3 separate regions of the Homo sapiens genome follow, and regions 1 and 2 are each linked to region 3. A link is a loop called in an ENCODE intact Hi-C map of the cell type or tissue named here. Cell type or tissue: Calu3. All regions are shown on one strand.

Region 1 (8,000 bases), 120 kb after region 3:
ACTCAGTATGTCCCCCTCTCCCATCTGTCTCATGTCCCTTCTGCGTAACACTGTACTCATTTAGTGCTAGCCACATTGGCTTCTTTGCTTTTCTGCAAATACAGCAGGCCCATTCCTACCTTAGGGACTTATGTTTCTTTGCTCTGTTTGGAAGACTTAACTGCAGATATCCGCATGGCTTGCTCCTTAACCTCCTTTAGTTTTTTACTCAAACATCACCTTTTCAGCAAGGTATTTTGTGGCCACTCTATCTAAAATGCAATTAGAACCTAGAACAGTTCCAATGATAGGGTAGGTGCCCAATAAATAATGGTTAAATACATAAAAATCTTGCTACAAGGTGATCTTGTGAATGGAAGTCACATGCTGAGAAAGAGGTGGCATGGGCATGGGTTCCTAATAGTAGCACAGAGCCACCACACCAGCCCTGCGGTGTCTCCCTCAAGATTTCTTTTAAGTAAGAGAAAAAATATTTATTTTATTTAATCCACTCTTACTCAGGAGTTTTACTTATATGCAGCTGGTAGCTGACTAAGCCTGATAGCTCTTCCTATAGCTCACTGATTCTCAATCCTTGATTTATGTTAGAATCACCTGGGAAGTTTCAAAAACTAGTAATACTCAGGCCTTACCTCAAGGGCTACTGATGTAATTAATCTTGATAGAGTCAGACATGACTATGTAGAAGCCTCCTAGCAATTCTACTACGAAGCCAGGATTAAGATGAATTGCTATAATCATTGTGTTAAATGTTTTTATATTATTATTTCAAAATAAATATTGTCATCCCTTGGTATCTGTGGGGTATTGGTTCCAGGACTGCCCACAAACACCAAAGCTGGTGCATATTCAAGTCCGGCAGTCAACCCTGTAGAACCTGCAGAAACGAAAAGTCGCCCCTCTGGCCCTCCATATATGCAGGTTTCACATCCTGCTAACACTGTATTTTCAATGCGTGTGTTTGGTTGTGGGTGGCAAATCAGCCAATATAGAAGCCCAATTGTATTTATTTTTTTAAAAAATCTGATTATAGGTAAACCCATGCAGTGCAAACCTATATTCTTCAAAGGTCAACTGTAGTTCTTGATTTTTAGTCCCAGTTTTTATAAAGTGACTAGTATGTAAACATAAGGTGCTACTATTGTTACACCACAGAAGTAGAATAATAATAGCAACAATAAATACAATTTGCATATTATTTATGCTTTACAGTGCCTTCACATAACAACCAATTTTACTGAGAGAGATTTGATTGATTTTTTTATTTTGCAGAAGATGTGACCTCTTACTAAGTGAACATATCCTTGGCTAGGTCTCTCATTTCAAAACGATTCACCACTATGCTCAATTCTTTGGTTTGTCCCAAACCTCAAAATAACTAGGCACAGTTCAGCCCTTCCTCCACAGAAGCCAGAGAGTGGAATGGAGCTTTGACCTGAAATGATTAGAGAAAGGAAATAAGTCCTAGATCAATATCTTGTAGACCCTGACTCACATAATTCCCAATAAAGTCACTCAAAACCTGAAGAGTACAAAAAAAAAAAAAAACAACCAAACAAACTGAACAACGAGGATGGACCCTAAGACTGAAAAATAAGACTTTAAATGCCACTACAGAAGGGAGATTGCACCCTTACTGACTGAGGTTTGGGAATACTTTTTATTGCAGAGCCAAATCTAGGCCCATTAAATTAAAAAAATAATAATAAGGCTGTAGACTCGTAGCATTTCTATACTATGATTTTATCTATAACATAGAAACCAGAGACCCAAATATCTGTACCCCACGATAAAAAAGAAGATAATTTTGGCCGGGCGCAGTGGCTCATGTCTGTAATGCCAGCACTTTGGGAGGCTGAGGCAGGCGGATCACAAGGTCAGGAGCTCGAGACCAGCCTGGCCAGTATGGTGAAACCTCGTCTCTACCAAAAATGCAAAAATTAGCCAGGCATGGTGGCATGTGCCTGTAGTCCCAGCTACTTGGGAGGCTGAGGCAGAAGAATCGCCTGAACCCGGGAGGCAGAGGTTTCAGTGAGCCAAGATTGCACCATCGCACTCCAGCCTGGGTGACAGAGCAAGACTCTGTCACAAAAAAAAAAAAAAAGATAATTTCAAGAGTTTTATCTCACCTCTAATTCCTAGCCAGCCAATTTTAGCATTACTAATGGCTACTGTGATGATTAATATTGAGTGTAAACTTCATTGGATTGAAGGATGCAAAGTGTCGTTGTGGGTATATCTATGAGGGTGTTGCTGAAGGAAATTAACATTTGAGTCAGTGGACTGGGAAAGGAGACCCATCCTCAATCCTGGTGGGCACAATCTATCTAATCAGCTGCCACTGCGGCCAGAATAAAAGCAGGCAGAAGAATGTAAAAATAAATAAATAAATAAATAAATAAATAAATAAATAAATAAAGCCTAGACTGGCTTATCCTCCCAGCCTATGTCTTTATCCTGTGATGGATGCTTCTTGCCCTCGAACATTGGACCTCAAGTTCTTCAGCTTTGGGACTTGGACTGGCTTCCTTGCTCCTCAGCTTCCAGATGGCCTATTGTGGGACCTCACCTTGTCATCCTGTGAGTCAACACTCCTTAATAAACTCCCCTTTATATATACATGTATTCTATTAGTTCTGTCCTTCTAGAGAACCCTGACTAATACAGCTACCCATGTTAAATGATAGGACAGAACCTTCAGGAATCAAGAACAAAATGAGAAAGGTCATAGTGAGCAAAAATCCCTTCTCTGATCCAACTGGAGGATCAATTATGCCATACCTTCCATGCTTAGTAATTACTGTATTACTTTTATTGGGATACAGTGCAGCCTAGTGTTTACAAATGTTACAGAAATCTTATGCCTCAGCTTTCTGATTAATAAAATGTGAACAATATATCTCTTATGTTAGACTATTGCAGGGATTAAATGAGTTATCACCTAAAATGTTTTTTAAAAGTGCCTAATACCTATTTGCTATTATTATTTATATTATTAGTAACAATAATTTGTAACATCATAATAGAGAAAACTTGAACACAATCTCAAACTCAGTTGGGCAAAATATAATTGTTATGGAATAAATTGTGTCCCGCAAAATTTATATGCTAAAGTTCTAAACTACAGTACCTGAGAGTGTGACAGTATATAGAGATAGGGTCTTTAAAAAGGTAATTTAGGAAAAATTAGGTCATAGGGGGAGCCCTAATCCAATATGAGTGGTGTACTTATTAAAACATGGAGATTAGGACACATACACACACACACAAAGACCATGCACACACAGTAAACACACAGGGAGAAGACAAGACAAGAAAGGCCTCAGGAGAAATCATCCTACTGACAACTTGACTTGGACTTCTAGCCACCATATTTTTGAGAAAATAAATATCTGTTGTTTAACCCATAGGGTCCACATACTTTGTTACAACAGCTCTAACAAACTAATATAATAATGCATTTCTTTATTTTCTATAAATGTACTTAATACTTACTTCTTGTCCACTTCTTGCCAAGATAGTCAAATATCTATCTCAGCAATTCTTGAGGACCCTCTACTACCAGGGTAATGAAGTATGTGAAGGTCTTAGTAGCACAATGACATAGGGTGGCTCCTGGGTCATTGGCCATCTGTCCAATGTTTACTACCTAGACACTGGAGTCTGTTCCACAGGGTCCCTCCAAATCCAGCCTTCTTCCTGACCGATGCTTCTGTGCACCACACTGAGGATGGAGCAAACTTTGGCGAGCCTGAAACCCACCAACATTCCTCCTGAAGTCTTGCTTCCTCCACACAGCACTGATAGTTAGCAGGGTCCTGCTGTGGCCTTTGAGGAATCCCTACAGTGGTTCTGTGTCCTTGCACTCCTATCTGGAGATATCACAGATCTCCAGATCTAGGAGTAAGGAAACTGGGTGTAAGGAAACTCTTCACTGTGAGTAAAAGTAATCCCTTTTCTTTTATTTCATGTAGGAGGCATTCTCTCTCTCCTCTCTTTCAAGGGCGTCTAGCACAACTTTATCAAAAAGTATAGACTTAGAAAATGAAAACCTAGGTTGGAAGTAAAACTTCAGTTTTTTCAAACTCAAAACATCCTTGAGACCAAGAAGCACAGAGTCTGGCTACCTACTGAATGAAGGATATATGAATGAATGATAGAGACATATCAATTGATATCATTAAAGATACCCTGAAGTGTTACCAGTAGTTTTTTACACAGATCCTTAAAGCCATAAATGCCGTGAATTTTTTTTTTTGACAGTCTATCTCTGTTGCACAGGCTGGAGTGCAGTGGCGTGATCTTGACTCACTGCAACCTCCACCTCCTGGGTTCAAACGATTCTCCTGCCTCAGCCTCCTGAGTATCTGGGACTACAGGCGCCCGCCACCACACCCAGCTAATTTTTTTTGGTATTTTTAATTGAGACGGGGTTTCGCCATATTGTCCAGGCTGGTCTCGAATTCCTGACCTTGTGATCCGCCCACCTCAGCCTCCCAAAGTGCTGAGATTACAGGCATGAGCCACAGCGCCTGGCCTATTTTTATTTTTTTACGTGTTTTCTTCCTCTCTCTTTCTCTTGTCAGCTTATTAACATGCTTATTCATTTGTAAAAGGTGACAGCATACCCAAGCAGAAAAGGCGAGATGTTTCTACCAGCCTGGCTCCTCTTCTCTGGCCTCTATTCTTTTGGCCTAAGAGATAGACAATACATCAAGCAAGGTCCTTATTTGCAAGCAAAATAAGAAATCAATCATGACTGAATAAATGGGAGGATAAAAAAGAGTTTATTTTAAAAACTAATAGGTAGCTCTCTGAATCACCAGGAGAGCGGAACCATCTTGCTCAGAACAATGAATCTTGAACAATGCCCCAATTGAGGCTGCAAAACTGGGCTGATGAGGAAACTACTTCTGCCCCCACAAAACTAGAACACTGAGTGTCCTAGATAATGTTGTCACTGATCTATCAGGAACACAATTGTGCTGTAACCACTTCCTTTATCAGAGAATGAGTCACTTCCCGTGTTTTTTGGTGTCACTAACTTCCTACTCAAAAACTGGTATGAGTGCATCCAATATAGAGAGCCCGAAGTATTTGCCCAAACCCTTGCTTCAAATCAGGCTGAGAACGTATCTGGTATTTTTAGTTTTTATAGTTTATATAGTTAATGTTTCTAAAGTTTAAAGTTTGCTCTTTCTCCCACCAAGATTAATCTCACGTAGAAAGGGGATGCAAATGCTAGGCAGACAAAAAGACTGAAAAAAAAAAAATCTCCACAACAGAAAGACTGACACAAAGCTGAAAGAGAAAACAAGACAGGAAGTTAGGGTACAGTTAGAAATGCCTTTGGTTTCAATTAATAAAATATCTGATTAGGTATTTTTAAAAAGTAATTTAAAAAATAGAGGGAGTCTTTTTTGTTTAGTCACAGAATGCAAAATCTGAAAGTAAGAACTTGTTGCTTTCATTAGCTCAGGAGCTCAACAATGTTAAGATTAAGTCAAAAGTTCACTTGTCCTTTTCCTCTTAATTCCAAAATGACTATTTTTGCTTCAAATCAGGTAAAAGAGAGAGAGGATAAGAAGTGTCAACAGACTTCTCTATACATTTCATGGGCGAGAATCACTGGCAACCAGTCCATAAAAAATGTATCACTGAAGCCACAAGCTAGAGAAATATTCTCCTATATGTGAAGTAACACGATCCTACAAGGTTCTTTTAAAGGATACCAATTAAAACTACTTTCTAACAAATTTGTTGCTCTTTTACTGCGAAAAGTATATGCATCCCAACCTTGAATGATAAATTTTATCAGTAAAAATCTTTATATTTTCAAAAATTTAACCATTAATTGTGTATGGACTCATACTCAATAGAAAATATAAATGAATACACATTATGTCACAAAATTAAAATCATGGAAATCAAGAGAGAGTCACCTCGTTTATAACTGCCTTCCCTATTGAAAGATATATCTGCAGAATGGATGCACCACCTCACCCGCTGTTTTATTTTTCTCTACAATCAGATATAGTTCATAGGTCTTGGCAAGAGCAATCCCATTTACTTTAACTGTTATTAGAGTGTTCATGTTTTCATGCCTTTTCATCTGTTTTCTTTGCTTCTGGAACTCTTTGAAGGCTTACTTTAGATGGCCTTGCTTGGTAACATCTAAAATACCATTTCTAAGATCCTGGTGTTCTCCCCAGTCATTTGGATAATTGCCACTATTGATGCTAGTTTGACTCTGGCATTCTGGACATTCCCTTATCCCATCTTCATATTGCTCTTTATTTATATGGTAGCAAACGGAAGTCCATATCATATGTCTCCATATGAATGGGACATCAGAATTAAATAGACATAAAAATGAAAAGATTCCTGGGAAAAATCACTCAGGATGCTCTGGGTTGGAGTCTATCCAGGCTGTGCTATTTATTATTCAGTTGACTTTGAGCATGTAACTTAATCTCTTGAGTCTCAATTTTATTGTATGTACCTTGCTTCACATAAATATTCTTGTGAGAAATCTTGTGAAGATTTGGAATATAGAATCTCTTTGAAGTCTATAACATTGTATAAAAAGAAAAGCTAACAAAGACTATATATTATTGTCTGATGTACTCTTTCATCCTCCTGAAAAGCATTCAGCAAATTCTGCTTATCCTTACATCCCACATTTCCTGCTCCACTCTCCGCTTCAGGCTAGATCCTACTACCCACTTCCATCTTGACCACAATATTCTTACTCAACATGGGAGATAGAGCAGGTAAACAAAAGAAGCTGGATTTTGTTAGATTCTGCTCAGGACAAACTATAGAGGTCAATCTGGTTTTAATTACTTTATTCTCTTTGTCAGAATTCCAAGTAGGCACTGGTCTCTACATTAGCTGTAAAGGCCAATTATTTATTTCACAATATTGAAGTCTCTGGCCCAGATGGTTGATTTCTCTAATCTATCCAGTCCTATCTGAGTCTTAGCTCCTGATCTGGGCCTTTGCTGCAGATTCTACATCCACCCTATGGGTTAACTATGTTGAATATCAGGATTCTTGATACTTGGCTTTAGCCTAGCAATTTATTTCATTGTGCCTCCTATTTTCTTGAGAAAGTGAGAGTAAAGTGTTTAAAATGAGTCATTAAGCTACCTGTGGTTCAATTAGACCACTGCTTTCACACCTTTATGACTAATGTTTCATGAAGCTGAAACTAATTGACATGATTTCTATAAAGGCAGGGAAGCCCATAAGCCAGGCCTGACCATACACACCCACTTACTTTTGAAGGATTTCTTCTGGCATTAATCCAAAAGGTGCTCAAAACCTAAAGGAAGATATACAGCATTTACTTACACTGTTCTCGTCCATCTTTACTTTTTCACTCCCTCCTTAAGACTTCTTTTTTAGATGATGTCTTTTTTGCCTGTAGGACCCCTACTGACAATTTTAGTTTGTCTTTGATTTTTAAAATTTGTTGATATATGCATGAAGCAAAGTGCCTGTTTTTCTGTTTTTTATATCTCCACAGCTTTTGTCTCTCAGTGTTTATACTTTGGTAAATTTGGACTCTACTTTTTTTCCAAAATGAATAAAGAACATTTTTCTTATAAAGAACATCACTTTTACATGTACTAAAAGTTTTTTAAAAATGTGTCCCAGCTTTTTCTCTTACCCATGAAGGACTCTGTCCATGAAAGCCTTTGTGGTGTTGGGGACACGGGACCAACTGTCCACCAGCAAACATGAGAGCAACTCAGCACATGCATTCTCTGGGGAAGACTTGCTTCCTAAATGACCATTTCTAAAGCTGGCCACTGGCCAAGGGTCCAGAGCCCTGTAGCAAGATGACAAAAGCACCAAAATCTGAAGCTTTTAAAGGAATTATTCGTTTTTGAAATTAGAAAACAGACAAGCTGTCCCCCCTCCAGTAATCTAAAGAATTGCCATTTGTGGGAAGGAAATAAGGTTGTCTATCCTAACACTGGAAAGAAAAAAAA
Region 2 (8,000 bases), 370 kb after region 3:
TTCAAAAAGAAAATGGCAAAAGACATGAAGAGACATTTCACCAAAGAGGATCTATAAAAGGCAAATACAGCTGGGTGTGGTGGCTCACGCTTGTAATCCCAGTACTTTGGGAGGCCAAGGCAGGTGGATCACAAGGTCAGGAGACTGAAACCATCCTGGCTAACACAGTGAAACACCGTCTGTACTAAAAATACAAAAACAAAATTAGCCAGGGATGTTGGTGGGCGCCAGTAGTCCCAGCTATTCAGGAGGCCGAGGCAGGAGAATGGCGTGATCCTGGAGGGCGGAACTTGTCGTAAGCTGAGATCACACCATTGCACTCCAGCCTGGGTGACAGAGCAACACTCTGTCTCAAAAAAAATAAAAATAAAAAGGCAAATACAATAATGCTTTAATTAAACCCCCTTTATAAGAAAGGGAGAGAAAAGTGAAATAGAGTGCTTACCACCACTATCCAACTAAAAGATATTGGCAATACAATTAAATGACCAAAAATATAAATTATGTTTACTTACCTCCTTCAGTAACTTCCAGTCACAGCACCTGGTCCAAAATATTGTAATCAGTTTTTAATTAATTAACACATCAAACCTGGGAAAATGATTAACATCCCTTTATGTCTACTATAAGTAAGTCATATACATACTGCTAGCTTCTTTCCCATTTATTATTTAAGTTTTCCAACAACGTTGTGAGAGATACATTATTATACTCATTATAAAAATAAGAAAATTGAGATTTTGGAAGTCTAAGATAACTTGGTACATCCATAAAGTTAGTTAAATTATGAATTCTTGATATGTTTGATTCTGTACAAATAAGCTATTTTTATTTCTATTTATGAGAGAAAAAGATAGTACAATTTAATTAAAAACCATAATATGCCAGGAGCAAGATGGTGGATAGGAGGCAGGGCTACTGTGCATCTCCCATTTGGACGGACAGAACAGAGTGTAGAGGCTCTCATTGTGAACTTTTCTTCCAAGAACCACTGCAGGAATGGACCAGGAAAATCAAAAGAATTCACAGATCCTTTGAAAGGAATAGCATGCCACTGCAAACTTCACAAGACAAACAAAAAACTGTGAGTCCCTGAAGTGTGAGAGGAGGAAAAGTTTGCCTCTGAACACATATTCTCCACTGAGGAATCTGAAAATCCAAATCACAGGAGAAGAATTTAACCTTACCTAGAGCTAGAAAAAATTTAGAAAGCTATGTGAAATACAAAAGTAGAAACAGCAGTGGGAAGAGCCTTATAGGTACTGTCAGTCTCCAGCTTGAGCCCAGGGAAGCCATCCCTCACTATATCTCACAGAGGCCCACAGGGAAGGTAGCCAGCAGAATTAGGGAGGGGTCACAGGATGAAAGAAGCATTCAACTGAATTTTGTGATAATTTCGAGTAGGCACAAACTTCCTTGAGCAGAATCCAGGGAGCAAACGGGAACCGCTCCAGATATGAGCACAGAAGCTGCCAATGTTGTGGGCAGACAGACAGGGGCATGGCCTGAATGCTGTGCTTGCTTTCTTGGTCAAGAAGTTTATGGTGGGACAGGTCTGACTTCTGTGCTCAGGCTTCCTGAATCTAAACTTGATGCTGTTAGCAGGCACTGCAGGAGTGAGACCAGCTTCACCAACTGCATTGGAGCTGGGTGAGGCCTTTCACTACCAGCTATCCCCCCACTTCTCTGGTGAACTATACTGCACAGTAGAGGCAGCCATAATCCCCTATGTAACATAACCCCATTGGCCTGAGAACCACTCCCCATCCCCCACAGTGGCTGCAGCAAGCCCAGCCTAAGGAGAGTCTGAGCTCAGGCCCATGTAACCCTATCCCCACATGATGGTATTTCTCTACCTACCCCAGTAGCTGAACACAAAAGACATATACTCTTGGGAGGTTAATGGCCCTGCCCATCCCCTGAGAAACCAGAATACTTCCACTGGCCAATTTAGGACAACCTTAAATTCCACTGCTAATACCACAGCTGGTGCTCTCTTGAAAGTGCCACCTCCTGGCAGGAGGCTAACCAATTTAGGCCATTACAGCAACTTATGACAGAATAACACTGCTCCCAGGAAGGAGAAAACAACAGCTAATGCAACTGTCTGAAACATCCTGGCTAACCAGAGGTCCTGAGTCTGTCCACATGACAACTTCGCTGCTAGCATAACCAGCATTCAAGAAAGCCAGTATATTAAACCTATGACCAAGGATTCTCAGAGTTTACTTCAGTCCGCTGTCACCTCCACAAGAGCAGGTGCTGGTATCTACAGCTGGGAGACCTGAAGACCGATCACATCACAGGACTCTTTGCAGACATTCCCCAGCACCAGCCCAGAGCCTGGTAGCCCCACTGGGAGGCTAGACCCAGAAGAGCAATAACAATCACTCCAGTCTAGCTCTCAGGAAGCCCCATCCCTAGGGGAAGTGGGAGAGCACCACATCAAGTGATCATCCAACAGGACAAAAGAATTTGAACAGCAGGTCTTGTGTTCCAGATCCTTCAGCCAGTGGGACGTTTCTCACAGCAGAACCAAAATTGCAGTGTTGGGCGCAGTAGGGAATATCTGTACCTATACTTCAACAGGCAGGCAGCCTCTGTGATCATGAAGGACCTTGGGGAAGGGATCCTTGTATCCCCTATCACTCCCGCATAGACACAGCTGGAGCTTCCTTCATAGGAATGCAGCATGGAGACACCTATAGACAGCCTTTCTAGAACAATCCAGGGTGAGTGCAGCCCCACAGGAGGAGCACACCCCAGATTCAGGCCTGCAGTAGAGGCAAAGTCACAATTCCTCCCTACTTGAAATATCAACATTCATATAGATAAACAGAGGTTCCTCTCTGATCTAAATAGCTGAAACACTAAGAGAAGAGTGAGGCTGTGAGGTGAATAGCTTTCCTGATGACCTGGCAGGGGAGCTGAGGTAGCTCCCACTCTTCACCCTGATAAAACCCCAGTATTTCTAATTGAGAGCCCCTCCAGGCACCCTCATCAAGGCTAGGACCTCAGCCCAGCATTAGGATTGCATCTACACACCTGCCTTAGCCACAACTTGTGCCTGCCCAGGGATACTTCCCCTATTGGCCTGAAGCTGAATCATCAACTCAGTAAACAAAACATTGGGGACAAATTAAATAAATAAAGTGTACACCACAAGAGAATGAGATAAGCTTCATGAGATCCCTGCCATCCAACTCCATAGGAGACAATGAACTCATTCACACACTAAGAATATAACTATTACCATCACCATTGGGGAATGCCAAGGCACAAAGACTGTCTATAACAAAGGATCTCATACAGAGTCTTCACACATACTGACACCGAGAATCAAATTAGGCTAAAATGAACTTTAAAGTCTGATCTTAAGAGGGAAAAAAAGAAATTTAAATTTAAAAAAACAAAATTCAATCAAAAATAAATTCAAGAAGAATTTGAAGAAATAGTCTACTCAAATGAGAAAGAACCAGAAAAGTAATTCTGATAATATGACAAAACAGTGTTCTGTAACACCCCCAAAGATCACACTAGCTCTCCAGCAATGGATCCAAACCAAGAAGAAAACTCTGAATTGCCAGAAAAAGAATTCAGAGAAAAAAAAAAAAAGGTTGATTATTAAGCTACCAAAGGAGATACCAAAGAAAGGTGAAAAACAACTTAAAGAAACTTTAAGAACAATACAGGATATGGGTGAAAAATGCTCCAGAGAAATTGATATAAAGAAAAAACAATTACAACTTCTAGAAATGAAAAACAAACTTAGGGAAATACAAAATGCAGTGAAAAATTTCAACAATAGACTAGAACAAGTAAAAGAAAGAACTTCAAAGCTCACAGTCAAGGCTTTCAAATTAACCCAATCAAAAAATTTTTTTAAAAAGAATTTTAAAAATTAAACAAAACCTCCAAGAAATCTGCAATTATGTTAAATGACCAAACCTAAGAATAATTGTTGTTTCTGAGAAGGAATAGAAATCTAAAAGTCTGGGAAACTTATTTGAGGGAATAATTGAGGAAAACTTCCCTAGCCTTGCTAAAGATCTAGCTATCCAAATACAAGAAGCTCAAAGGACTCCTGGTAAATTTATCACAAAAAGTTCATCACCTAGCCACGTAGTCATCAGGTTATGTAAAGTCAAGGTGAAGGAAAGAATCTTAACAGCTGTGAGACAAAAACAACCTATAAAGGAAAACGTATCAGATTAACAGCTGATTTCTCAGAAGAAACTTTACAAGCCAGAAGGCAGTGAGATCTTAACCTTTAGCCTCCTTAAACAAAATAATTGTCAGCCAAGCATTATGTGTCCAGCAAAACTAAGCTTCATAAATGAGGGAGAGATAAAGTCTTTTCCAGACAAACAAATGCTGAGATAATTTTTCTATTAGTTCATTTTCACACTGCTGATAAAGACATACCCGAAACTGGGAACAGAAAAAGGTTTAATTGGACCTACAGTTCCACATGGCTGGGGAGGCCTCAGAATCATGGCGGGAGGTGAAAGGATCTTCTTACATGGCGATGGCAAGAGAAAATGAGGAAGAAGTAAAAGCAGAAACACCTGATAAGCCCATCAGATCTTATGAGACTTATTCACTATCACAAGAATAACATGAGAAAGACTGGCCCCCATGATTCAATTACCTCCCCCTGGTTCCCTCCCACAAAATGTGGGAATTTGGGGAGATACCATTCAAGTTGAGATTTAGATGGGAACACAGCCAAACCATATCAATTTACCACTATAAAACCAGCACTACAAGAAATCCTAAAAGGAGTTCTACATTTTGAAACAAAACCATGAAATACACCAAAATAGAACCTCCTTAAAGCATAAATCTCACAGGTCCTATAAGACAATAATACAATAGAAAAAAATAAGATATTCAGGCAACAACTACCATGAGGAACAGACCAGTAACTCACATCTCAATACTAACATTGAATGTAAATGGCATAAATGCACCACTTAAAAGATACAGTATGGCAGAATGGATAAAAATCCACCAACCAAGCATCTGCTGTCTTCAAGAGACTCACCTAATACATAAGGACTTATATAAACTCAAGGTAAAGGGTTGGAAAAATATATTCCATGCAAATAGAAACCAAAAATGAGGAGGAGTAGCTATTCTTATATCAGACAAAACAAACTTTAAAGCAACAATAGTTTAAAAAGACAGAGGGACATTATATCATGATAAAAGGATTAGTCCAACCAGAAAACATCACCATTTTAAATATATATGCACCTAACACTGGAGCTCCCCAATTTATAAAACAATTACTACTAGACCCAAGAAATGAGATAGACAGCAACACGATATCAGTGGGGCACTTACAATAGGCCACAAAACAAGTCTCAATAAATTTAAGAAAACCGAAATTATATCAAGTATCTTCTCAAGCCACCATGAAATAAAACTGGAAATTAACTCCAAAAGAAACCTCAAAACTATACAAACACATGGAAATTAAATAATCTGCTCTTGAATGATCTTTGAGTCAACAATGAAATCAATATGAAAATTAGAAAATTTTTTGAACTGAATAATAATAGTGACACAACTTATCAAAACCTCAAATCAAAATCTACAGCAAAATCTACAGGTGCTAAGGCGAAAGCCCAGGGCATTAAATGCCTATATCAAAAAGTCTGAAAGAGCACAAATAGACAATCTAAGGTCACACCTCAAGGAACTAAAGAAACAAGAACAAATCAAACCCAAACTCAGCAGAAGAAAAGAAATAACAAAGATCAGAGCAGAACTAAATGAAATTGAAACAAAAAAATACAAAAGATAAATGAAACAAAAACTAGTTCTTTGAAAGGATAAATAAAACTGATAGACTGTTAGCGAGATTAACCAAGAAGGGAGAAGATCCAAATAAGCTCAATTCAAAATGAAACGGAAGATAATACAACCAATACCACAGAAATACAAAAGATCATTCAAGATTATTATGAACATCTTTATGTGTACAAAGTAGAAAATCTAGAGGAGATGGATAACTTGCTGGAAATACACATCCCTCCTAGATTAAATTAAATCATGAAGAAGTAGAAACTGAACAAATAAAGAATAAGTAGAGGGATTGAAACCAATAAAAAAAATTGCCAACAAAAAAATGTCCAGGACCAAATGGATTCACAGCTGAATCCTATTAGACATTTAAAGAAGAATTGCTACCAATCCTACTGAAACTATTCTAAAAGATAGAAACAGAGGGAATCCTCCCTAAATCATTCTATGAAGCCAGTATCACCCAAATACCAAAATCAGGAAAGAACATAACAACAACAACAACAACAAAACTACAAACCAATATCCCTGATGAACATAGATGCAAAAATCCTGAACAAAATACTAGCTAACCAAATCCAACAGCATATCAAAAAGATAATACAACATGAGCAAGTGGATTTCATACCAGGGGTCCAGGGATGGTTTAAAATACACAAGTCAATTAATGTGGTATATTACATAAACAGAATTAAAAGCAAAAATTATATAATCATCTCTACAGAAGCAGAAAAAGCATTTGACAAAATCCAGCATCCCTTTATGATTAAAATCCTCAGCAAAACTGGCACAGAAGAAGTATATCTCAAAGTAATAAAAGCCATCTATGACAAACCCATAGCCAACATCATACGGAACAGGGAAAAGCTGAAAGCAATCCCCGTGAGAACTGGAAAAAACAAGGATGCTCACTTTTGCCACTTATATTCAATGTAGTACTGGAAATCCTAGCCAGAGCAATCAGGCAAGAGAAAGAAATAAAGGGCATCCAAATTGGAAAAGAGAAAGTCACACTGTCACTGCTCTCAGATATGATCATATACCTAGAAAATGCTAAAGACTCATCTAAAAAGCTCCTAGATCTGATAAATGAATTCAGTAAAGTTTCAAGACACAAAATCAGTGTACACAAATCAGTAGCACTTCTACACCAACAACAACCAAGCTGAGAATAAAATAAAGAACTCAATCTTTATTACAACTGCAAATAAAATAAAATAAAATGAAATAAAATATTCAGGAATATACTTAACCAAGGAGGTCAGAGATCTCTACAAGGAAAACTACAATACACTGCTGAAAGAAATCATAGAAGACGCAAAGTAATGGAAACACATCCCATGTTCCTGAATGGGTAGAATTATTGTGAAAATAACCATAATGCCAAAGGCAATCTACAGATTCAATGTAATTCCCATCAAAATATCACTATCATTTTCAAAGAACTAGAAAAAAATCCTAAAATTAATATTGAATGAAAAAAGAGCCTGCATAGCCAAAGCAAGACTAAGCAAAAAGAACAAATTTGGAGGCATCACATTAGGTTATGTGATAGACTTCAAACTATACTACAAGGCTATAGCTACCGAAGCAGTATGGTACTGGTATAAAAAAAAGGCATGAAGACCAATGGAACAGAATAGAGAACCCAGAAATAAACTCAAATACTTACAGCCAACTGATCTTCAACAAACCACACAAAAACACAAAGTGGGGAAAGGACACCCTCTTCAATAAATGGTGGTGGGATAATTGGCAAGACACATATAGAAGAATGAAACTGAATCCTCATCTCTCACCTTAGACAAAGATCAACTCAAGATGGATCAAAGACTTAAATCTAAGACTTGAAACCTTAAAAATTCTAGAAGATAACACCAGAAAAACTCTTCTAGACATTGGCTTAGGAAAAGACTTCATGACCAAGAACCCAAAAGCAAATGCAAAATAAATAAATAAATAAATAAATAAATAGGACTTAATTAAACTAAAATGCTTCCACACAGCAAAAGAAATAATCAGCAGAATAAACAGACAACCCACAGAGTGGGAGAAAATATTCACAAACTATGCATCTGACAAAGCATTAATATCCAGAGTCTACAAGGAATTCAAACTAATCAACAAGAAAAAAAACAAATAATCCCCTTAAAAAGTGGGCAAAGGACATGAATAGACAGTTCTCAAAA
Region 3 (8,000 bases):
TTATTGGGTTATTAGTTATAACTTTTGTGTTATTTTAGTGCTTGCTTTCAGATATATAATTTACATCTTTTACTTGTATGTAACAGCCTATCTCCAAGGGATATAATACCATTTCAGATCCAATATAACAAACTAATGAGAGTATTCTTCCATCTCCTTGCTTTAGGACTAATGTCATACATTTTACTTCTTCATATGGCTTAAACCTCACAAAACACTGTTATTAATTTTGTTGTAAGAAAAACTTATCTTTTAAAAAGCTTTAAATAATAGACAAAAATAATATTACCCATATAATCATCATATAGGTAATGTGGGACAGCTAGCTGGACAAACATTGCTGAAGTATGATTGCATCTATATAGAATCTAAGACCTAGAAAACCTTGTTGTCCACGCACTTGCATCTAGAATTCCCACTTCAGAAAGCAAATGCCAAAATACAAAGCAATATGTTTTTATATATATTTATATATATAAATATATAATGTGTATATAATATATATTATAATGTATAATATAATGTAATGTGTATATAATATAAATGTGTATATAATATTTATATACATGTGTTTATATGTGTGTATATATAATATATAATAAAATATATAATAAATATATGTGCATATATAATATATACATATGTGTATATATATAAACATATTGCTTTGTATTTTATATTTATATGTATATGTATATATATAAACACACACATATATATTGTTCATATATCATAAAGAAGATGAGTTGTGAAACTTTGTTTTTTACTTCTATTTGAAATTAGCCTTACTAGACTTATATTAATTTTATGACATAATAAAAATGAATATAATATACCTTTGGTTCAAAAACAATTAAAAATAATGATTTTAAGTTTATGGAAAGTATAAAAGTGTTTAGGGTACAAAAAATAAGTGGAAAGAGGAAGAATAAAAATATGTTATATGGCCATAATTACTATTATGTTAAAAATTAAAAGCAATCTTTAAGAAATTATGTTATATTCAAAATCAGGCAATATCACTTTACAGAGCTGCTGCAGACAGAGAGGGAGTGGAGTGGGGTGGGACACTAGATTAAACAAAAAACATGACCCATTTTTCAAATACCTCAAATCCTAAAGAGGAAATTATTTCTCCTGACATAAAATATCTAAAATGTTCCCTTTTGCCCCTGCTGCACGCACACACAAAATACTAATTGAGAAGAAAATAAAATGGCGAAAGGCAGGGAGCCCTGAGGTTAGAAGACGGCTATAGAATTAAGTGGATAAGCAGGCATTCTTAGGCAGTACAGCATCCTAGAAAATGTAGTCAAGGGAGTGCACTTTAATTAATTGAATAGAGACTTATTTGAGTAAACTTCAATTATACAGTGTTCAATGACTAAGAATAAAACCTTAAAATATTATTTCTAATAAACATTGGCTGGGCATGGTGGCTCACATCTGTAATCCCAGCACTTTGGAAGGCAGAGGTGGGCAGATAACTTAAGGTCAGGAGTTTGAGATCAGCCTGGTCAACAGGGTGAAACCCTGTCTCTGCTGAAAATACAAAAATTAGCCAGGTGTGGTGGTACGTGCCTGTAATCTTAGCTACTTGGGAGACTAAGGCAAGAGAATCACTTGAACCCGTGAGGCAGAGGTTGCAGTGAGCCGAGATCGCACCACTGCACTCCAGCCAGAGCGACAGAGTGAGACTCCATTAAGGAAGGAAGGGAGGATGGAAGGAAGGGAGGAAGGAAGGAAGGAAGGAAGGAAGGAAGGAGGGAAGGAGGGAAGGAGGGAAGGGGAAAAGAAAAACAAGAAAGAAAGAAAGAAAAAGAAAGAGAAAGAAAGAAGGAAGGAAGGAAGGAAGGAAGGAAGGAAGGAAGGAAGGAAAGAAAGAAAGAAAGAGGAAAAAAGTTAACATCACAGCATAAACCAGCATGATAAACAAATGATGGGAAGCATATCAAGGAGGTTCAGTAAAATTTGAAGGAATTCAGGATGAGTTGTAACAGTGATTACTTTCTTAGAGACAGGTCATGAGTTATTTCTATCTGTTTTTAGGTAGTGAGAACTAAAAGTTTATAGCAGACTCTTTTATGTATTCTTCAAAGTATATAAGGTGTGTTGTACCAATGTAATCTTCATAATAATATGGGATCTGTTCATACATGGAATCATCCCCGGGTCTGTGTTCAGTTATTTGCAATAAATTCATTTGCTGTTTTTAAAGTCCACGTTAAAGTAGCCTTTCATGTTAGTTTAGAAAGTTACTTTCTTGCTGGACCAAAATGGGATCCGTGAAAACAAGAACAAGAACATGTTGCATCCGTGAAAACAAGAACAGTGGGACAAAACAGGTAAGTTTTTTTTATGGAATGTTGCTTTAACAAGATTAATTTCTGTTAAATATAACAAAAAATAGGATACAGTCCAAAATGTGAATAGGATTTGTCTTTGAAAGAAGAGCTTTTGAATGTTTTTAATCCTAATATTTATGGTTCCCCAAATATTTGTAACAGTTAAGTTTGATATGAAAAATAACATCTTTGAAAGTTGCACACTTCCCAAACCTAATAAGGAGATTATATGGGATATCTTTAAACTTTCTCTTGGTGTCTAGGAGCCATCCTTGTGAATTTCAGTCCACCTTCTCTGGAAGAGTGGCCCTTCTGTTAGGATAACTGAAATGTGTAAGACACCATTTATACGTTTACAGACATCCCCTAGGATGCTGTGAGTTTTCTATCTTCTTCCTCAGTTATAGCTGAGACGACCCATGTGGCAACTTCTGGTGTTATCTTCTAATTTGGTATTTGGTATATGAGGTACCATCAATTGAAAGTCAATTGACAATGAGTACTAGAGCTAGTCAATCTTCTTAAAGCACCTTATTTTTCACATAACTCTAATTCATTAATATTTTCACTGAGGTATGTGAATATATACATATGTATTCCCAGAAAACTATTTTTCCAGAGCTAAGGTCTCTCTCTCCCTCTCTCTATCTCTCTCTTCCCCTCCCTCCTTCTCTCTCTCTTCCTCTTGCCCTCTCTCCCTCCTTTCTCCTTTTTTTTTTTTTTTTTTTTTTTGAGACAGAGTTTTGCTCTGTCGCCCAGGCTGGAGTGCAGTGGTGTGATCTCGGCTCACTGCAGCCTCTGCCTCCCGGTTTCCAGCAATTCTCCTGCCTCAGTCTCCTGGGTAGCTTGGATTACAGGCATACACCACCATGCCCGGCTAATTTTTGTATTTTTAGTAGAGACGGAGTTTCACCATGTTGGCCAGGCTGGTCTCAAACTCCTGACCTCAGGTGATCCACCTGCCTCTGCCTCTCAAAAGTTCTGGGATCACAGGCATGAGCCACTGCGCCCGGCCTTCTCTCTCTTTTCTACCTCCTTCCTTACTCTACCTCTCTTCATATTTTCTTTCCTTCTTATTTGAGAGGACAGTTCTGACTACAGAAAGAAAAAGCTTATGTTTGTCCGAAACAAAAGAGAAACGTTATTCTAATTACCTTAAAGTATCAATATTCCTTTACCCTAATCCTGACTGATGAACCGTTAACTATGGGACACAGCATTTCAGACACTCACATCCAAGAGCCTATCTATGAATTTGGGGTAGCGAACAATACAAGGTTTGTAGCATTTTTTTCCTAAATGTATTGGCCAGTTGTTCTCACTGTGCTGGGAATCCTGAGAAGCAGTATTTTGTTTGTTTTGTTGTTGTTGTTGTTGTTTTGTTGTTTTGTTTTTTATTTTTTCTCTGCCAGTGTGCTGACCTGCTGGTAGGTACTGAAGACCAACATTAATTCATAGGAACTGACATTTAGTTCAAGGGCCTTTCAGAGTTCAGAAGCATTTAGAAAAGCATCAGTGAAAGCAACTTACATACCTACCCTTACTGGAGATACAGTCCCCACTAGCTCAGAGGTGCTGAATACCTCCTAGTGAATTGTCTTCCCATGTCATTGATGACTGGTTAACTCAGATTCTCCCTTTGCTTTCCATCTTCCATTCATTTAATCATTAAGGCAGAGTACTGGGCTTTGGGGGTATTTTCTTTTTAATTATAAAACTACTGTCTCCAAAAAAATGATCAAAATACTGAAAATTGAAAATCAATATGATAAACACTCACTAAGCACATACAAAAAAATTATTGTTAATTGCATTTTAGTGCATTTTTCTGGCATTGTTTTGTCTCTTATTTTTCCTTCTTTTAACTTTAATGTTCTCAGAATTTGTAAGCATACATGATTGCATTTTCTCATAGCACTTCTTTTACATAGAATAACATGTGATTAAGAGAAAGAATGGTAGTATTGTGTTTTAGTTCTCAACAGGAGGTATATCAGAATGACTAGGAAGATTTTTCAAAAACATTATTTCTCACACAAAGATATGCTTTGATGGAAAGGGAACAGGGGAAGGGGAGGGCATGATTGGTGCCTGTGCCTTCTAACTGAAATTCCCAAGTGACTCATACCCTGTCTCATAACTCAGGAGTGTGACTAAAAGAAACTCAACCTCTGAATGAGGAAACCTAGGTTTTAGTCAGAGCCCCAGCATTCTTTATGTATTTATTCATTCAACTAATACCAAGTGAGTGTTTTCTCGGGCTGCACTGGGCTAGGCTCTACGCTTCAAGTGTTAAAGAAGACAGACAAGTTCTCTGACCTCCTGGAGCTTAAAGTTTAGTTGATGTGACAAGCATTAAACAGATAACCATCTTAACATTAATTTAATTTCTGAATAACATTTTTTTTACCCAGTGTGCTGTGAAAACCTTAGCTATGTGATCCTAGGGAGTTAACCTAACCTCTATGCCTCAGTTTCAGCATCTGCAAGATGGCATAATTCAGACTTGACAAATGACCTTACTAGACTGATGGTAGAAAGATTTAGAAATAATAGTTGTAAATGTGGTGTGAAAAAATATAATGTGTTAAATAAATATTATGATTGCCATCAGTTAGAAAGATTAAAAAATATATGCACACACAAATAATCCATATCTTCCCTTCTAGTTAACATATATATTCTGGTGACACCATCATCAAAATGAAGGAAGATATGATATATCCAACTAGCTTCAGTGATTTCCTCAGTAGATGTGGAATAAGTTAAAGTAATTGTTAATTGATGACTAGGTACAAACATTTCTGCTTATCTATCACTGTTAACAAACTGCACCAAACTTCAGTGGCTTAATAGAGGTTAAGAATTCAGAAAAGACTCATCTGAGAGATTCTTATCTTCGCAAAAGACTGTAACATCAATTGCAGTCACTCAATGGTATTCAGGTGGCGGCTGGGCTAGTGCGGGTTGCGGGGTGAGCAGAGGAAGGGAATGCGTAAGCCGGGCAGCTTGCAAGGAGAGCTGGACGACCAGACTCAGTGGGCCCTTTTCCCCTCCACATAGCCACAGGCGCTCTTTATGTGGTCACCATGTTTTGCTTCTCACATGGAAGATCAGGGCTCCTAGAGTGAGAGTCCCAAGAAACTGAAAGTAGCAATTGCCGATATATTAAAGCCTGGGCCTGGAAATAAGCATGTTTCCCTTCCACTGTATTATACCAAAGCAAATACAAAGTCCACCCAAATTCAAGGGAAGGAAAAATCAATCTCATTTCTCTATGGGAGGAAGGTCAAATAATTTTCAGGCATCTTTAATCTGCTATGCAAATACTGGTAAACATCAACTCTTGCTTAATTCTTTTCTCCACTGGCCTCAGCCCCCATTCATCCATCTTTGTTTCCACAACATGTACAGTGTCAAGTAAACTCCTCATTTTATATAAGATTTATAACAAAGAGAGGAAACGGGGGAAAAATTATTCCCTGCAGGCCCCTTAAAGACGTGACTGAAGAGAGAAACTTGCAACAACTCCCTAAACCAACCAGCGTAAGTACATTCAACCCACAAGCTTGGGGAAGGAGTAAGAGCGTCACTTGCATTGAACTTCTCTTTCCTCTATTGGGAACAAAATATTATTTTGTTTTTCATCTGATAATTTATTAACAAAGAGAAAAACAAAAAATAAAGCCCTAAGTGCCTCCTCTCTGATGTTCAGATCCTGACAGTTAAATAGATTTCTAACAGTGTGCTTGTAATGATCAAATGGCAAGTGAACTTAGAGGTCTTAAGGAGTTAATTATGATAGAATTTAAACTGTAGTATATTTTTACTTTCTATATAAGATGTACCTAAAATTATACTTTACCCTAAAGGAAAAAAACGTGGCATAAAAAAAAGAGCATTTGGAGTCAGATACGCCTTAGTTTGAGAAGCATTCCTGGCACATAGGAAGGGTAAGACTAGCAACATCACAGCTGAGTTTCCATTTCTTCAACACCATTGTTGCTGAAGAAATCAGGTGTGAAATATGTCTATATAAGGACTAACACAGTAGATTTCCAAGAAATATTTGCCAAAGAAATGAATAAAATCCACATCATCAAAGTAACCATCCGAAAAGTAAGATTTGATTCAGAAAGGGATGACCTCTAAGAAAACCGAAGAGGCGAAGTAACATTTATTAAACACCAACTATGAGCTAGGCATTGTGCAAGTTACTGAGGATAAAGACGAAAACACAGACTTTCCTCTCAGAGAAAAGCATGTAACTTAGAAGCTAAATGCAAGGAAGAAAACAATGTTTTTTGGAAATGCAGAGTGTGTGCATACAGCCTGTGGGTCCCAGAGGGGAACAGGCGAGCTGGGCCTTGGGTGAATTTTTAATAATGAGTAGGGATAAATCAAGTAAAAAACAGAGGGCAATGGGGAGAGGCAGGCATAAAAATTATTATGGAAAAAGGCAAATGAGCCCATTAAATGTGCTTTAGATTAGGTCTGAGAAGTAGGGGGGAACAGGCCAGGCATGGTGGCTCACGCCTGTAATCCCAGCACTTTGGGAGGCTGAAGCAGGCAGATTGCTTGAGGCCAGGAGTTTGAGACCAGCATGGCCAACATGGTGAAACCCATCTCTACTAAAATTACAAAAACCAGCTGGGCGTGGTGTTGCATGCCTGTAATTCCAACTACTCGGGAGGCTGAGGCATGACAATTGCTTGAACCCAGGAGGCGGAGGTTGAAGTGAGCTGAGATCACACCACTGCACTCCAGCCTGGGCAACAGAGCGAGACTCTGTCAAAAAAACAAAAAAAAAAAAAGCGGGGGGGGGGAACAATCCAGTAGGTCCGTATTCCTTTTTAACCTGGCAAGGAGCCCAGTTCCAGGCACATAGTAGGTACTCACAAACTCATTAAAGGCAAGGCAGGAAAGGAGAATGTGGGGTACATGATGAGTTTTGTACTCTATTCTAAAGACTTCAGATGTTATGCTGAAACCCACAGGGATGTGTTGAATGATTTTAAATAAGAGCAATGTGATCATATTTCTCTTTCCCAACCATTCATCTCACAACACTCTAGGAAGAGAAAGGAGATCTATAAACATACAGGTGGGGAAATGGTTAAGCATTAACCTATTAATGTAGATTACCTATTAATGTAATCTACCTCTGGAGGGTTGCAAAACTTTCACAAAAATTAAAGCAGGTTTAATGTTCTCTGACTGTTTCATCTGAATCAGAGACTCTCATGCTCCCTTCCATAGCTGCCTTGAGTGTGAAATTTAGACACAGGCCAAAATACCAGTCAACTCACAGTATATTTCTATTGACCAGCCTGGGTGCTTTCTTGACTAATAAAACTCTTTCCTGATGAAATGACAATTCAGCTCCTGAGCAAGTCTTTGCTGTAAGAATATGTGTGAAGCACAGACCAATAGAAAATGTCTTGTTTTGTGGGACCTATTTTTTTCCCATGTCTTTTCAGCTTCTTTTTGGATTTTGCTCTGAGCACTGAATATCGGTAACCTCTCACACTAAAAGTTCAATCAAAGAAAACACTAGTTTGCACATGAGTCACACTATGGCAATATGGCATTATCTGCTTGAGGCCGTAAGATTGTAGACGAAAGGTGGATTGAACATCAAGCCACTAGTATATC

Evidence for each region. Peaks named below come from ENCODE experiments on the same cell type or tissue, not always from the same donor. Only the 100,000 strongest peaks of a DNase experiment are listed, where the experiment ranks them.
Region 1: it touches region 3 in a loop (7-fold over the local background); 2 of 110 quality-filtered maps call a loop at or near these places.
Region 2: a loop joins it to region 3, with 2.3 times the contacts of the local background. A loop is called at or near these places in 2 of 110 quality-filtered maps.

What each region holds. Positions count from the first base shown.
Region 1 is chr3:109,804,109-109,812,108 of GRCh38, reverse strand. The region is part of intron 2 of LOC124906267 (a long non-coding RNA gene); the gene reads right to left. Among named protein-coding and RNA genes, the nearest start is that of MIR4445, 210 kb to the right of the region's middle. RefSeq lists an enhancer at 4,109-5,308. In Calu3, no CTCF peak of the experiment used is centred here; a DNase peak (open chromatin) is centred at 4,938.
Region 2 is chr3:109,554,775-109,562,774 of GRCh38, reverse strand. No RefSeq gene overlaps it. Among named protein-coding and RNA genes, the nearest start is that of MIR4445, 44 kb to the left of the region's middle. In Calu3, no CTCF peak of the experiment used is centred here; a DNase peak (open chromatin) is centred at 3,074.
Region 3 is chr3:109,923,872-109,931,871 of GRCh38, reverse strand. No RefSeq gene overlaps it. Among named protein-coding and RNA genes, the nearest start is that of MIR4445, 330 kb to the right of the region's middle. RefSeq lists an enhancer at 4,138-5,337. In Calu3, no CTCF peak of the experiment used is centred here; a DNase peak (open chromatin) is centred at 4,521.